Linked DNA regions of Homo sapiens: region 1 is linked to region 2. A link is a loop called in an ENCODE intact Hi-C map of the cell type or tissue named here. Cell type or tissue: endothelial cell of umbilical vein. All regions are shown on one strand.

Region 1 (8,000 bases), 480 kb before region 2:
ATTCTGCTATCAGCCCTAGCAGATAGTCACAGAGAGTCTGCCTGGGCCAAAGCTCCCCTAGGTTACTTGGTTGGTTTCCCCATAGATTCGATGTAGCATTGGTTAAAAACACACAGACACACAGACACACACACATGCACACACACACACACCCCACTCAATGATGCGCAGTTGCCTAATGGTTCTTCAGAGGTAGTGTGGATTCTCCTGATCTAACTTGCAGGCTCAGCGTAAGCGGGGCTGGCCTGGTGGAAGAGGTGTTATCTGCTCAAGGAGACCAGAGCGTTTGCTTTTGTAGCATGATTCCCGCTGGAGAGTCCCTGGAGATGTTGGAAAGGGGAAGAGAACTCTGTTCTTAGCCACAAGCGCACCATAACCCAGTCTCTTCACCCGGCCTGGCCTCAGTTTCCAGGTGTGCAAACAGTGAGGGCCACTGTCCCAGCTCTTGTCTGGGACAATACCAAGTTTCTTCATGAAATTCCCTTGTAGGACACAGGTCTCACACTGCAGAAAGCCAGTGAAGGAGGCAGAAGTCCTGCAGGGCCCAGATGGCCAGAGGGTCCCCCTTTTCGGAGCTGGTCCCGGGGCCCCAGGCCTGGCCTGAGTTATCTTATCTATACCACTGTAGAGGAGTGATGTGTGTGTAGCAGCCTGGTCTGCACCCAGCTACCAGACCACCCCACTGCAAAGCTGCCTGTGGGGTTCGTATCACTTCCATTCTCAAAGCCTCCTCTGCTCCAAAGCCATGGCCTTGCTCTAGACTGTCCTGGCTCCTGCATGGACAAGCCCTGGTCATATTCCTTGCCCACCCTTTAAGGCCCAACTCTTACCTCCATTTGCTCTTCGTGGAGAGTCCTTGCCTCAGCCAGGCTGGGTGACTCTACCCATGGCTGTGCCTTCCTGGAACATCCTTGATCACCCCTACCTCCTTGAAGTCCCCCATAAGCCACCAGAGTAGAAACCCCTCATTTTCCTGCTGAAGGGGCATGCACCACCTTGCTCATGCCTGGGGGGTGATGGGCCTGCGTGCCTTCCCAATTAGCCGGCGGGGTCTCGGGGGTTGGGGGGAGATGTTTCTGATTTGTTGTCCTCACGTGCCCCAGAGCAGTGCCTCCTGGAACAAGAGGCTCAGTCCGTCAACACCAGCTCGGTGACGATTTCAGAAAAGTCTCTCCTGGACGCCCGTCTCCGCTGCTGGCCACAGTCGCTGGTCTTGGTGGGGCACGATTAACTGCTGGCTCATTGAGTACCTACTATGTGCAGCTGTAGCTGTATAGCTGTATAGCTGTAGCTACACAAAGTTACAGAAGACTTGGTGGGGGGTGCGGGGCCTGGTAGGAATGAGGTGGAGGGGCAAGAAACCTGAACAACGTGATGGTACAAAAGCCATTCCAGAATAGAGATGTGCAGTGTGGGGCCAGGAGAAGGTGGGAGAATCAGAAGGGCAGAGGGCATCAGTTGGGAAGAGTCTGTGGTTGGAGACTGCAAACATGTGGAAGGGAGTTTGGAGGGACACTGGCCAGGTGCCTGAACACGTGGCATTCTCTGGAAGGAACTAACCAGCGTGAGGACATGCTGATTGCATACTCAGCCACCACCCATGAAGGCTCTAAACCTGAGTACCTGTAATTCCGGCTTCACCCTCAGCTTGCAGAGTGAGCTCAGGGAGACCATTTGGATGTGGCTAAATACCCCAGGCTGCTTGCTGCAGCACGGTCGTTGTCAAGGATACTTGGTTGATGAATAAAACATCCCAGAAACGAGAGGTGCATCTCCGAGAAAGTCCTGCAATTGACAAGAGGAGCCCCAGTACCATCTGGGCTGTGAGTGACAGAGGAGTCCCTTTGCAGGCCATAGGCTGGCAGGGATGGAGGGCTGGACAGGTGCTTGCCCACCGCCGGCCACGGGAAAGTTCTCTCCCTGTCACTGCAACGTGCGACAGGGCCGCTAAAAAGGTGACCCCTGTACGAAGGAATGAATGAGATAAAACAGAGCAAGCGCTGGGAAAAAGGGAATGAAAGCTGACGTTCACTGCTTTTTGTTCTCCCTTGGGTCTCTGTGGTCCAGGAAAATGCAACATGAACCTCGATTGTTCTGTGGACCATTCCTCCCTCTATGAAAATTTACATAATTCTTGATGTCAAATTTCAAATAACACAGAAGTTTATAGAGTAAAAACTACAAGTCTCCTTTTGTTCCCTCCTCCTACCTTCCCAGCCCCAAGTTTTATACTTACTGCAGGTCTTTTTCTATGCCTTCGTGCACATGTATTTACATATAAAAATACACAAATGTAATTTTTGTGTTTCTTTCTGCATAGCTGGGGTTGTGCTGTGTGTGCGTGTGTCTGGGGTTGTGCTGTGTGTGTGTGTGTGTCTGGGGTTGTGCTGTGTGTGCGTGTGTCTGGGGTTGTGCTGTGTGTGCGTGTGTCTGGGGTTGTGCTGTGTGTGTGTGTGTCTGGGGTTGTGCTGTGTGTGCGTGTGTCTGGGGTTGTGCTGTGTGTGTGTGTGTGTCTGGGGTTGTGCTGTGTGTGCGTGTGTCTGGGGTTGTGCTCTGTGTGTGTGTGTGTCTGGGGTTGTGCTGTGTGTGCGTGTCTGGGGTTGTGCTGTGTGTGCGTTTCTGGGGTTGTGCTGTGTGTGCGTGTGTCTGCGTATTGTCTTTCACTGAACAGCATGTCGTAACTCTCCCTGTGCATGAAGGGAGGCCTCCCTCTCACAGCTGTATTATATTCCAGATGGCGGAGACACCAGGCTTTACTGAGTCGTGCCTTTGTTGAAAGACATTTACGTTGTCTCCAGTGTTTGCTCGTAAATAAATACTGCTTTAAAAAACATCTTGTGTACATTTGGAGACACATGAATATTTTGAGGAGAGAAACGTATGAATTTGTATCATCATAGAACTGGAAAGAAACGTCTTTTGTTCTGCACCCCCTCCCCTTCCTTCCCCCTGGAATCTTTTATGCAGAAACCTTAGAACCTAAGTGTCAGAAGTGGGTCTCATTCCCCTGCCTGCCCTGGCATGGGCACTGAGGCCCTAGAGACGCAGGCAGTGGGCAGGTTTGATTCACACCCAGACATGTTTCTTAGACCCTGGCCTCAAGCGGGAATGGAATTGCTGGTTGATTCCAGCAGAGGGTGACTGGTCTAAGTGGATGTCTCCTTCAGGCCCTGTGGCTATCGGCCTTCCCAACTTCCCAGCGTAAACAGACCCCGCACAGGCTGAGAGGCATTAAGAATGTATACAAGGACCCGAGGGCTGGCCCATCCAGATCTGTGCGGAATGCAGTCAGCTCTTTCTGTATGGGATGAGGTAATCCCCTGCTTTTGCTTGAGGGGACCTGTGATTTCTGTGCAGGGCCCGCTGGGGGTTCATTAGAGGCCTCCCTCCCTCTCTCCACTTTCAGATTTTGCAGGGAGCTTTGTCACCAGGCTTTTGAGAACCAGGGGCCCTGGGTACACATTTCATAGTTTGCTCTATGAAGCTTTTGTTCCTATCAGGGATTCTGAGAGTGTCACTTATTAAGATCTAAGCAGGTAATTTAGGAAGATTCTTTGCTCCAATAGTGGACGCACAACCATCAGTGAATGGTGGTCAATGAAAGTGGGCCCTGCCCACCCTAAACGTCCTGCACGCAGGCTGGGGCGGCCAGAGCCTTTGTCGCAGGCCACCTTCCATGTTACACGGCAGTTCCCTATTTTGAATAAGGGGATTGTCTTTGTCAAATAATAATCTGTTTGCTGGAGACAGCTCTTGTTTCTGAAACCTAATGCATGAAAAATACCGAAATGACAAAAGGGTAAGCTATAGTATGACATTTTTGTTTTTCTGTTTTTTGTTTTCTTTAGCTCCCATTTGAATTTGCAGAGGACTTGATGACTGCACTGTCTGCTTAATCTCCCTTTTCACTGTACTTTCCTTCCTATCTGACCCCTGGAACCTTTGGTGGTGGGAAGGGAGAGGCCCGTCCAGGCCCCGAGAGGAAAGCAGGTGGTCAGGGTGTGGGCCTCTGGCTTTGTTTCCTGGCCAGCCCCAGTGTGGGCTGCTGTTCCTTGGGCTGACTGGTGGTTAATGATTGAGGATCGGTGATCGGTGAGTGATGATAGGTGGCCGGTGATCGGTGGGGCAGTGAGGAGCTCCAGCCTCCGCTCTCTCATTCAGCCCTTGGGCAGCAACAGCCATGCCCTTGTTGGAAGTTTCCCACTGTGCCACCCGGGAGGGGAGAAGCAAGGACAGAGGCGAGGACGGCTGAGCGGGGAAGTGCCTATCTCAGAAATACTGTTTTTGACTCAGAGGACCAATGGTCCCTAAATCAAATTTTCGTCACCCAAAGAGGCAAAGGTAGAAAGCCAAGGGCTGGATGGGGGTCCCTGAGCCCTTTTCCACCTCTCAGTCCCACTCTGGGCTCTGAGAATACTGAAGGCTGCTGGTAGCTCAAAGCGGGTGAGTGTCTATTTTGTGCTAAGAGTGGAGGAACTGGAAGGAAGGACACACTCGAGATGTGGGAACCAGGCGTCTTCTCACTGAGTGACCCTGCCTCCTGCTGGGGCCTGTCCATGCTGAGCAGTGGCCAGGCGCCTGGCCAGCCGGCATCTGACATGTCTCTACACTGGAGGGCAAGTAAGACCTGAGCCAGAGGAATGTCACCATGGTGGGGGAGAGAGGTGGGGCGGATTCGGGATCCAAGTTCGGGCGAACAAAGACTGAGGGTCATTTCTTTCTAGCCCCTGTGAATGGCCCAAACCCCAGGATTTATGGCAGCTTCTGCTGTGTGGCTGTGCCAGTGGGGACAGAGCAGGGAGCCCAAGCCAGGCGCCAGCCGAGCTCCCTCTGGACCCAGCTGCTGTCCCTGCTGCTGCCCAGCTGTGGGGCGGTCCTCCATTCAAGCTCCTCTGCTCCCCGGGACTCTGGGGTCAGATGAGATCATGGGGGAAAGTGTTTTGGAAACCAAGCCATGATGCAAATGTGTTTCGTTTTAAGGAAATGGGAGAAAGGAACAAGGATTGTTGCAGTAGAGCCATGTGGGGAGAGCAAAGGTGAAATCCTTGTCTCCTGGCATCACGGGGTGGAGAGTGGAACGTCAGCTCTGGGTCATTTGGTGGCCAAGGAAAGATGGCGATAGTAGCTTCAAGGCACGGCCTGGGGTTGCCCGTCCACCCTGGAGGCAGTCTGGCAGGACAGGGTGTCCTCAGCTCCCTGCTGGGCCTACGTCCTTTTGGAGTTCTAGAGCTGCGTCTTAGGACAAGTGTGCCAAGCCTCCTGCTTTGAGTTTCTGTCCTGACCTTGACCTGGCTCACCTCCATGGGCAGCCTCCCATGCTTGGGCATCAGGGCTTGTCATAAGTCCGTGGTCACAGGGCTTGATTCCTCCTAGTGGGTGACTCTGAGGACGGCCAGGCCTCCCGCTGCAGGACCAGCGTGGTTCCCTCCATGGAAGGCTTTCAGAGTGTGGAGGGGATGCGGCTGTCTTGGGAGGCCCAGCCCTTTCTGTCAGCCGTGGAGGACACTGAGTCAGGTTAGGTCACGAGGAGGGGACCCCACAGTCATTTACATCCCGCAGAGGGAAGTGCCCAGAAGCCCGCAACAGTCTCCGCTAAGTGGGGTTCACGCCAGGTCCTCTGCTGTGAATGTGGAGGCTGTGGAGCCGAGGCCGCGAAATTTCTCACTTTTCAGGGATTCTGTTCAAGTTGTCCCAAAGGAGAAGCCCATCAAACAACCCAGTCTCTGTGCGAGCTCCCCCGGGGGCATTTACTACTCAGCCAGTGAGAGCCAGGTTTCCAGGGGAATAGAATTAAACAAGGTTCTGCTTTTTGCTGAAGGGAAAAACCGCTCCCTTAGGTGGGAGAATCCCCAGGGTTCTTTCTTCCTGGCCAGGGAGGGAGAAGGGGGTGACGTTTTATTGAGCATCGGCTAGGGCCAAGCTCTCAATTAGGCCCTTTCTTCTTTCTTCTTAGGGTATCTGTGAGATAGGTGCTGCTGTCCTGGGGAGGTAGATGCAGACAGATTAACTCTCAAGGTAAATGCTAATGAATAGAGGAGCCAGAATCCCAACCCAGGAATGTCTGATCTCGGAGTGGGCGGCTTCCCAGCTGTGGCTTTGCATACCGCTAGCGTAGCCACCCGGACCCTGATCCCCTGACCCTTGTCCTTGATCCTCCAGGAAATTCTCATATGTAACCTGGAATCCACTTTAAATGAACTCGGTAAATAATGTCTTGACTCTAGGCCAGTCATTACCTGGGACAGGTGAGGGGGAAGGGCAACCACCTGACTATGTCACTGTCAACAGTGCATCCTTGGGCTGAGGTTTTCATTTTACAGTGGGGTTCAGGCAGGGCTAATTGCTGACCCAGGACTGTGGCCTGGAGGGATTTCAGGGCCTTCCCATGGGCGGACTGACAGTAGAAGACAGCCCCTGTCAGTCTATCTGAAGAAATCAGTGCCAGATAACAATGGTACCCCGTGGCTGAATTCTGGCTGGGAGTGAAATGGTGATGGAGTGTTGGTCTCACCTCAGGTCAGCAGGGAAAACAGTTGGGAAAATGGTCAGCCCTCCTGAAATGCAGCAGGTGGTGATTTTTGTGTTTTGAGTCTTGGCACACCTTGCTGTTGAAGCAGTTGAACAAATAAAGGAATGGAAAAACAGGTGCTGACCCAAAGCTTGAGACAGCTGGTTGGTTGCCCTTCGTTGAAAACCACACGGCCAACCCAGAGTCTTCAGGTTTGGGGCGCAGTTAAGCTGTGGGGCACCCTGCGTAGGCTCACTGTGTTTCCAGAGGCTTTATGACTGCACACTGGGGCCGCCTGAGACCCAGGTTTATATGTGAATTTAGCAGACAAGTAAAAAGTGCTGAGTCACATTATAAATGCAAATTTGGAGGAGGATTTGAAATGCTTTCATTAAGACACCAAAGCAGGACACTTGTAATACAGCAGTGCCAGGAGAGGACAACCCTGCCATTCTTTGGGGACCTAGATAAAATGGCTCCACTGTCCCCTGCTGAGAGTGAGCAGGCCATCAGCATCGCGGTGGCCGGGGCTCAGCTGCCTGACGTTTCTTTGGCCCCTGTACTGTGTTGATTTCACACACTGGGCACAGCCATGCTGGCGGTGTCTTGAGAACACAGCCATGAAAAGATGGAGAAAGCAAACACAGTTTCTGTCTTGGAGCACCACATGGATTTAGATTCAGAGTATGATTTATTTTGTTTTGGAGAGTTTTATTATGAATTTTTTTTCTCCCTTCTTTGCAAAGACATTACAGAGCTAAACCCAAACAGCTGAGCCTATCAGGGCCTTGGAAAAGCATTTTTGCCTGAAACTTGAGTTTTTCCTAATGAAGTGACTTTCCTCTTCCATCTTTTTTGTTTGCTTGGTTTTCTCATAGGTCATTTGATTGCCCGCCTCAGAACGATGGATCTGCATCTCTTCGACTACTCAGAGCCAGGGAACTTCTCGGACATCAGCTGGCCATGCAACAGCAGCGACTGCATCGTGGTGGACACGGTGATGTGTCCCAACATGCCCAACAAAAGCGTCCTGCTCTACACGCTCTCCTTCATTTACATTTTCATCTTCGTCATCGGCATGATTGCCAACTCCGTGGTGGTCTGGGTGAATATCCAGGCCAAGACCACAGGCTATGACACGCACTGCTACATCTTGAACCTGGCCATTGCCGACCTGTGGGTTGTCCTCACCATCCCAGTCTGGGTGGTCAGTCTCGTGCAGCACAACCAGTGGCCCATGGGCGAGCTCACGTGCAAAGTCACACACCTCATCTTCTCCATCAACCTCTTCGGCAGCATTTTCTTCCTCACGTGCATGAGCGTGGACCGCTACCTCTCCATCACCTACTTCACCAACACCCCCAGCAGCAGGAAGAAGATGGTACGCCGTGTCGTCTGCATCCTGGTGTGGCTGCTGGCCTTCTGCGTGTCTCTGCCTGACACCTACTACCTGAAGACCGTCACGTCTGCGTCCAACAATGAGACCTACTGC
Region 2 (8,000 bases):
TAAGACCCCAGTCCCCAGTGGCTGGAGGCTCCCTCATAAACTTCATTGCAGCAGAGGCAGCAGCGTACAGAAGGAGCACAGACTCTCCACTCCCCCAGCGGTGCCGACCTGCAACCCCACAGATGAGAGGCAGGCACCTTGACATACTAGGAGAGCCAGACGCATGCGATGGTGCTCTTAAAATCTCTTGAAGGTACAAAACGACATGTGATCTTTTTGTAAGAAAATAGTAAAAAACAAAAATCATCTGTAATCCCATCACACAGAGAGAACCACTGGTAAGAAGTTTTATGAAACATGACATTTTACTTTGTATTTACTGCTTTTCACCCGTTATTTTCATTTCAGAACATTATTCTATGCCATCGGGTATTTTTCAATATTACCTATTTAATAGAGGTATAGTGCTCATTTTCAGATATGCATAAATCCATCTCTCTATTGTTTGAGTTTGAAGCAGACTTCATATTAAATATATGCGTGTGTGTATATATGCATGTATATATGTATTTATCTTGATGTCAGCAGATTTCGTTGCTGAAAAGAATTCATTTTATATTATTTCCCATGATTTCTCTCTCCCATTGCATATGACTTTCCAAATGGTTGTTGATATGATTTGCCTCGTGTCCCTTCCCAAATCTCATGTTGAATTGTAATCCCCAGTGTCAGGGAGGACCTGGGGGAGATGACTGGATCATGGAGGCAGAGTTCTCATGAATGGTTTACCACCATCTCCCCTTGGTACTGTATAGTGACAAGAGTTTTCACAAGATCTGGTTGTATAAAAGTGTGCAGGCTGGGAGCAGTGGCTCACACCTGTAATCCCAACACTTTGGGAGGCCGAGGTGGGTGGATCACTTGTGGTCAGGAGTTTGAAACCAGCCTAGCCAACATGATGAAACCCCATCTCTATTAAAAATAAAAGAATTAGCCGGGCTTAGTGGCACGTGCCTGTAATCCCAGCTACTCGGAAGGCTGAGGCAGGAGAATCGCTTGAATCCAGAAGGCAATGGTTGCAGTGAGGTGAGATCATGCCACTGCACTCCAGCCTGGGCGAAAGAGCAAGTCTTCTTTTCAAAAAAAAAAAAAAGTGTGGTACCTCCCCCCTCTCTCTTCCTCCTGCTCCTGCCAGGTGAAATGCCTGCTCCCTCATTGCCCCCACCATGAGTAAAAACTCCCACAGGTCACCCCAGAAGTAGATGTTGCCACGCTTCCTGTACAGCCTGTGGAACTGTGAGCCAATTCAACCTCTTTCCTTCATACATTACCCAGTCTCAGGTATTTTTTGTAACAGTGCGAGAATGGACTAATACGGTTGTGTGGCCATGTTTCCTCAGCTGTGGCTTGTTGACGGTTAAATATTTGCATGCAGCCACATTTCTCACAGGCTGCTCCCAGCCAGTGTCTGAGCAAGGCAGTGCAGGTCCACTCTGGGGAGAGGTTGGGCTGAGTCCTCTGGTTCAGGGTTGAGGATGCCCGGTGGCTTTGCAGAACTTTCCTGGGGCCACCTCCTCGCAGCCATCCCTCCTCTTTCCTTCACTGGGGTCAGACTCACACCACAGTCTGAAGGCTATTCCAGTTGCACCCAGCTTCCCCCCGCATTTCTCTTAGGCATTTTCCCTGATGAAATGCTTGCCTATTTGATCCATTTCTTTGCACCGCTCTTAGGGGACCTGGCGTAAATCTACCCGATTCTTACTCCTCGCCAGATCTCCCCTGCAGGTGGCTGTTCTGCAGGAGGGGTCTTGCCTTGCCTCCTCCGCTGTCATGGCTTCAGAGCGCTGGGAGCTGTCACTGCATGGAACACATCCCAGTTCCCAGGCTGCCCGAATATGAGGGCGCCTCCCTTCTTCATCTGCATGGTGACTCCTGGGGCCGCATTCCTGGGGTCCTCGGCAGCCCCTCCTTCCTGCTTCCGTGAGGTGTAGAAGATGGGGAAGTGAGTGGGCTGAGAGCAAAGAAAGGTGATTGATAGAAATGAGAAGAAAGTCTTTCTGCTCAACTCACAGAAGCATCCAAGGAATGGAGCATGGGCGCTGCCGAGTTCCCCTGGAGCTCAGGCACAGGTGTCTCCGTCAGGGGATGGGAGAAAAGTTAAAAACACAAACAAGAACAAAACCTTGTGTAGAGAGTCTCTGTGCTGGGACACAAACTGAGGCCCTCCGCATTTCACACTGAGGCCACTCATGGCATCAGGTCCTTTTGCTCCTCTCAGGCTTCCCTTCTTCCCAGTTTCTGCCTTAGGGAAAGGCCGTCATCTGTTTTCCTCTTGCATTATTTTCACCTTTATCTGTGGAAAGTTGCAAAGACTGCACAGGGGGCCTTCTCCAGATGACATGTGAAGCAACAGCCGTAGGAAACTCTAAATCCACCTGAAATTTGAGTTTCTGCTGAGGGTTAATATTTTAAATGGAACCCATGAGCCCACTATAAAGCGAAGCCCAGCTCAGTGGTGAAGGAGCGTCTACAGGAGTCATGAGGCACAGCATTTTCTAGTTCCTGACTAAAAACAGAAATGAAACCTTTTCTCTGCAGATTTTGTCAAGGTGTTCTGCAGGCAGTTGCACTTTCGACCCTCCTCATTTGCCCATTAGCAAATGGAAAAATTATAATAATGTGAACTATTTTTGTTTTGTTTTTTAAATGTTGAATGATGTGGCAGTGTAGCTAAAATCCTGCATTTGGAGGCCAGAACTGTAAGCCATTTTTGAAAGGAAGACAGTTCTCGACAATAAGCATCTTGATCTTGAAACCCTTGAGGAGCAGGGACAGAGCAGAGAGTACAGGTGAGAGCGAGAACAAGAGCAGCAAAAGAAAATGAGCAAACCATACTGGAAAAGCAACCCTTGGCCAGCCCCACTGGCTCTGAGCCACGTGCTAGGTGGGGTCAGGGGAGAAGCTCTGGGCCCTGCCAACTGTGTTCTGGCCTCAGCCCCAAGCTGTCCCTGAGGGCTGCACCCCAGAATCCGAGGATGTGAGGAGTATGGTTCTGAGCCCTGCTCTGGTGAGGAAGGGACTGGCAGACTCTCAGATCATGCCGAGGCTGCTCTCATTTGCTGTTTCATGCATGTGTGTTTTGTGTGCATGTTGAAAGGAGCAAACTGCGTGTCGCCTATGAAACATGGGTTTGGTTCTTCAGAAGAAATCCTTTTGGAGTTCTCACAAAGCTCCAAGTTATCCAGGAAGCCCCAAGGACCAAACACGCATTGTGGTTGGGACTGTGATGCCCAGATGGGCCAGTCCTGGAAATGGAGCTCATGGAAGGTGGCGTCGCGATGGCCGGTAGAGCAGGAAGGATGCGGGGCAGGGCCCCCTTGAATCAGCCTGGCTGGGAGAGGTGGGTAGGATTCAGTGAGGGTATCTCAGACTGCACTGAAATTAACATTTTATTTACACACATTCACACATATACAATACACCAAGAGACATAAGAAGGAAAAAACTATGATAAGTTGCTGCTTATGTGAGTTTCCACATGGATACAAAACACTCTTGTATGCAAAGTTAACAAGGTCTGGGCTCCTTCCCAGCACACCTCTGCCCCCGTCCCCCGGGCTTCACCTCACGGCAATGCGCTGGGCAGGGTGAGTCCCATATCGCTCTCAACAGCTGAAGGGGAGCTGCTTGTCTTGGCAGGACCTTGAGAGTTAATGACACATGTAATGGTGTGTGGGGAAAGTGAGAGACGATGGAGGATTGTGTGGTACAAAAAAGCAAAAATATGTGTTATAGAAATAGAGTATTTGCATCAAACTGAAATCCTCCCTATCCTGAGAATTTCAGGAAGAGGACAAAATCACAGGGTCACATCCTGAAGGACACCCTGCCCGGCTCTGACTTTACCCCTCTCAGTGCCCTGGGGTGGGGGTATCGATCTAGAAAGCCACCTATCGCAGGGTGTGTGTATGTGTGTGTGTGTATTCATTAGTGCTTGCGGTCACTGTGAAGACACCAACTGTTCTGAACAAGACTTTCCAATAATGCAGGGCGAGATTGCCTGAAACAAACTAGAAAAACAACATAAAAGAAGAAAAGGGAAAGCATGCCCAGGAGAGCCTCAAATATCTTTTGTCCATATTGCTGTTTTCGAAAATCCGGGGTGAATAAAAAGCTGGCACTCTCCGGGTTTTGCCTGGTCCTGGAATTCTTTTGTAGTGAGCACCACCTTGTGGTCTGCCTTTTGCATTTCCCAAGAACACAATGTCAGGGTCCCCGTGCTTGCTGAAACCTGGTTATCACACTCGGGCTGGCCTCTCCTCCCAAGCCCATCCTGCCTTCTTCCCACCCTACCAGACCCTTCCCACTCGAGGGCTCAGACCCATCTCAGGCTTGCCCCAGTAGGCTCGTCCCACTTTCTGGAATTAAGACTGAACATTAAGTTGCTAGCCTGAGCCCAAGGCCCAGGTGTCCCATTACAGCTGATGTGCCACCCACACGGTCTGTCTGGGGCCACCCCCGGGGGACCATTGCCCTACACAGCGCCCACACACACAGTCCCTCCACATGCCCATTTTGCTCAAAATCTCTCTCTCCTCACTCCTACACCCCCCTTCAGCAACTTGCTGGGATTTTTTCGGCGTAACGTAGTGGGTCTGGGCAATCCCCAGAACAGGAACCCTCCCAGCAGCCCACCACCCCTAGTCTATAATCACAGTCGACTTCAACCACAAACACCTGGAGCACGGAAAGCGCTGCCCCACCCACCAGGAAACTCCGCATCCCTCCACATGAGGACCCATCCTGCACCCGGGAGCAGTGGAGGCATCTCAGCCAAGGCAACTGCAGATGCTGGCATAGCTCCACATTGGACAAACAAAGGTGCCTCGTGAAGTGCCATGATAAGCCCTGCCAAGGTCTGAAGCAAACAGGTACAGCCGGGGTGTCATCCCAGAATAAACCACAGTCAGAGACAAGATGGGGAGATGGAGGAAGGAACCGGAACAAAGTGGCTCCATGCACCGGGTATAGGCAGGCACCTGGGCTCATGGTGTTTAATTCATTCTCATAATAACTCTTTGGGAACTATTATTTTTCCCATTGTACAGATGAGGATACCAAGGCTCACAGAGGTTGAAAATGTGCTTGTTTATCTTGAATTTCCCTAACATGATCAGCTTGCTGTAGATATTCAAGTTCTACTAGCTTCTAACTCCTTCCATGTAAAGCAGCAGCGAAGCTGCCCTGCCAAGGCCCACAGTTAGATTTGTGCATCTCTGAGCATCTTTTCTTGAGCTCTCTTTGTTACCACCTGCTGGTCACAGAGCTGAGGAGGGCTGCACCCCCTTCCACCATGGCTGCAGATGCCCTCTGGGAGAACACTCGGGGCAGACTCCTGAGGACCCCATGGTGTTGAGCACCTGTCCTTGCTGTGGCCAGGCTGCGCTCCGTACCAAGGTAGGCAAAACGCCCTGTCACCCACTGGGCATCATACCTGGGAACCTGGGCACACCCAAAAACTGCTGCATCATGCTCTGCCCAAAGCCCTGTCACCACAGGGCTCAGGCTATGGGGCCACTTTGAGGCAGGCACAGCTTTCCTCTGTACCCCAGTGTGAATCTTTGATTGCTGTAACTAATTGCCATAAACGTTGTGGATTAAAACAGCCTAAGTTTGTGATCTGTTCTGCAGGTCGGTAGTTCAGTACAGATCTCTTTGGACTAAAATCTAAGTATTGGCAAGTTGCATCCATTCCTGGAGCTCTGGGGAAGGCCCGTCCCTGCTCTGCTAGGTTGCTGGCTGAACTTAGTTCCCTGGGTTCCCTGGGATTACAGACGTGCACCACCATGTCCCACTAATTTTTGTACTTTTAGTAGAGACCTGGTTTCACCTTGTTGGTGAGGCTGGTCTCAAGCTCCTGGCCTCATGTGACCCACCCACCTCAGCCTCCCAAAGTGTTGGGATTACAGGCATGAGTCACCACGCCTGGCCTCCAATGGACTAGTTTTGAAGGAATCTCAGGATTTGCAACCTGCTGGAAGGAATTACTGGTGTCATTAGAGGCCTCCCTGAAACCCCACGCAATGACAGCATGGCACACGCTGACCCCGGCTGAGCTCACAATGGCAGTTGTTTTGGCTTGGCTTCTGTTTAGATGGGAAGCAGCTCCCCATGTCCCTTGGCTGAAGGTTTCTCCTAGAAGTTGACCAGGACCCCTGCAGGGGATGAACAAAAGCTGACACCTCATCACCCCAATTCACACACAGTTAAGCCCCACTGATCCTGGGATACAAGTAGATAAAGGGGGGAAAGGACTACTTTGTTTAACTTCCCAGTATCCTCTGATTGACTTAATGAAAAAATCCTGATGTTAAGCTCCCAGAAAAGGGTTTTCAGTGCTGAACTTGAGCTGGGCATACCACCTACATCCTGTGTTCTGTGTTCACAAACACAGAACACATTCGTGTCTCATCTGTGCCTCATTTGTCTTTCCCTGCCCTTACTTCCACGTGAGAGCAGCCACTTGTGATCCTGTCCATTTAAAACAATATGATCACAGGCCTGGGGCTCCAGATGCCGGACACAGAAAAGAAAAAGACGTGATAAATAACATTTAAAGCACTGCAAAGTTTGATTTTCATGTCTAATATCTGCCCCTGGAGATTCTGCTAAATTTCTTTTTTCCCTCTTCATAAATTCTTATGATAACAACTTTATTTGGGAATTAATCCAGATTCCCATTATTCACTGAATTACACTTTCCCAGCATGTAAGTTCCTCCCTCGTTGTAAGTTACAAAGCCTTGGAAGCTACATTAACTCTTTCTGGCTGCTGGGATGACAGGTATTGCTAGTCCTCATGTTTCAGAATTGTATCTGAAAAGCATTAATGTAGTTTTAAAGGGTTTCCAAATTAAAACCAGGATGAAAATTGACCACTGGGAGAATCCTATTTATACTATTATATTATGGGGTGCTTTAAATACACTTCCCTCCAGCCTACTGCCATTGGCTCTAATATATAGAACGGGCATGTATACAGAACGGGCATCCCTCTTGCAGTAGCATTGTGGAAGAATTAAGCACCCACACTCTGAGGTCAAACTGTCCTGGTTGAAATCTTGACTCCATCTCTCACTAGCTGTGTGACCTCAGGTAAGTTACCTAACCCCTCTGAGCCTTGGTTTCCTCATTTGTAAAGTGGAGAAAACAGCACTCACTTGATGGGGCTGCCATAAGGATGAAGTAATATGGTGCAAGAGGAGCTGAGACTGCTGCTTGGCAAACAGTGGACATTTGCTGAGAGCTTGCTGTGCACCAGGCACTGTTCTAACTACTTTACATGTATTAATTCATTGAACTCGCTCAACAACTTGGAGGTTGGACATCATTATCCCTACTGCAGGCAGTGACCACTCTACAAATGTTGGTTGCCATCCGCTGATCTTGACGCCTACGACGGATTCGCCTGGTAACTCCATCCACACTTAAGTTGGGAAAGCACTCCGCCCTGCCTCTAAGTCCGGGGACTCTGGGCAGGGTCCATTACATGACCTGGGTCTAAGCCAATCAGAGCATCTCACTACCGTCTCCACAGTGATTGGTCCACGTGGGCACATGACACTGCCGGGGCTGGGACTCCCCAAAAAGAGAGTCTCCCTTCTTCCTGCTGGACTAGCCTGAGACGATGCGAGGCTATCGCTGCCGCAGTACCGGGCGGAGGGCCTGTCTGAGAGGGAGCCAACCTCGAGGAAACTGGGTCAACAATGGACAACGAGACACCAGCTGTGTGACTTCACGTGAGCCCACGCAGGAAGCCTGCCTGCAGCCGGGACCCTATCTTGGCCCATAGCATCGGGGCTTCTCAGGGAAGCACTGGGGTGTAAGCTTCAGCCCCAAAATGCATCCCCACCCTTGTCCCCCTCCAGGCAGAGCAGAGACCACTGGGGCCTGCTTGCTGCTCGGTGGAGCCGATGTCTTCAAGGCCGGGCTAATGTCTCACCGGCCTCTCGGTTCCTTCCAGCTCCACTGACAGAAAGAAAGCAGATTAGATTACCGGGC

What was found. Peaks named below come from ENCODE experiments on the same cell type or tissue, not always from the same donor. Only the 100,000 strongest peaks of a DNase experiment are listed, where the experiment ranks them.
Region 1: a loop joins it to region 2, with 6 times the contacts of the local background. A loop is called at or near these places in 12 of 110 quality-filtered maps.

What each region holds. Positions count from the first base shown.
Region 1 is chr2:236,573,054-236,581,053 of GRCh38, forward strand. ACKR3 (atypical chemokine receptor 3) reads left to right here. Exons shown (of 2, transcript NM_020311.3): 2 at 7,387-8,000. The coding sequence starts at 7,413. Among named protein-coding and RNA genes, the nearest start is that of ACKR3, 7.2 kb to the left of the region's middle. RefSeq lists enhancers at 6,508-7,707, 6,885-7,537. In endothelial cell of umbilical vein, a CTCF peak has its summit at 3,173; DNase peaks (open chromatin) are centred at 2,748 and 3,148; H3K4me3 peaks cover 305 bases; H3K27ac peaks cover 2,080 bases.
Region 2 is chr2:237,056,786-237,064,785 of GRCh38, forward strand. All of the region lies in intron 1 of COPS8-DT (COPS8 divergent transcript), which reads right to left. LOC105373950 (a long non-coding RNA gene) reads left to right here. Exons shown (of 3, transcript XR_007088140.1): 1 at 1-8,000. Among named protein-coding and RNA genes, the nearest start is that of COPS8-DT, 25 kb to the right of the region's middle. RefSeq lists enhancers at 1-320, 2,596-2,705, 4,243-4,292. In endothelial cell of umbilical vein, a CTCF peak has its summit at 4,165 (motif pointing left); DNase peaks (open chromatin) are centred at 3,536 and 4,146; H3K27ac peaks cover 511 bases.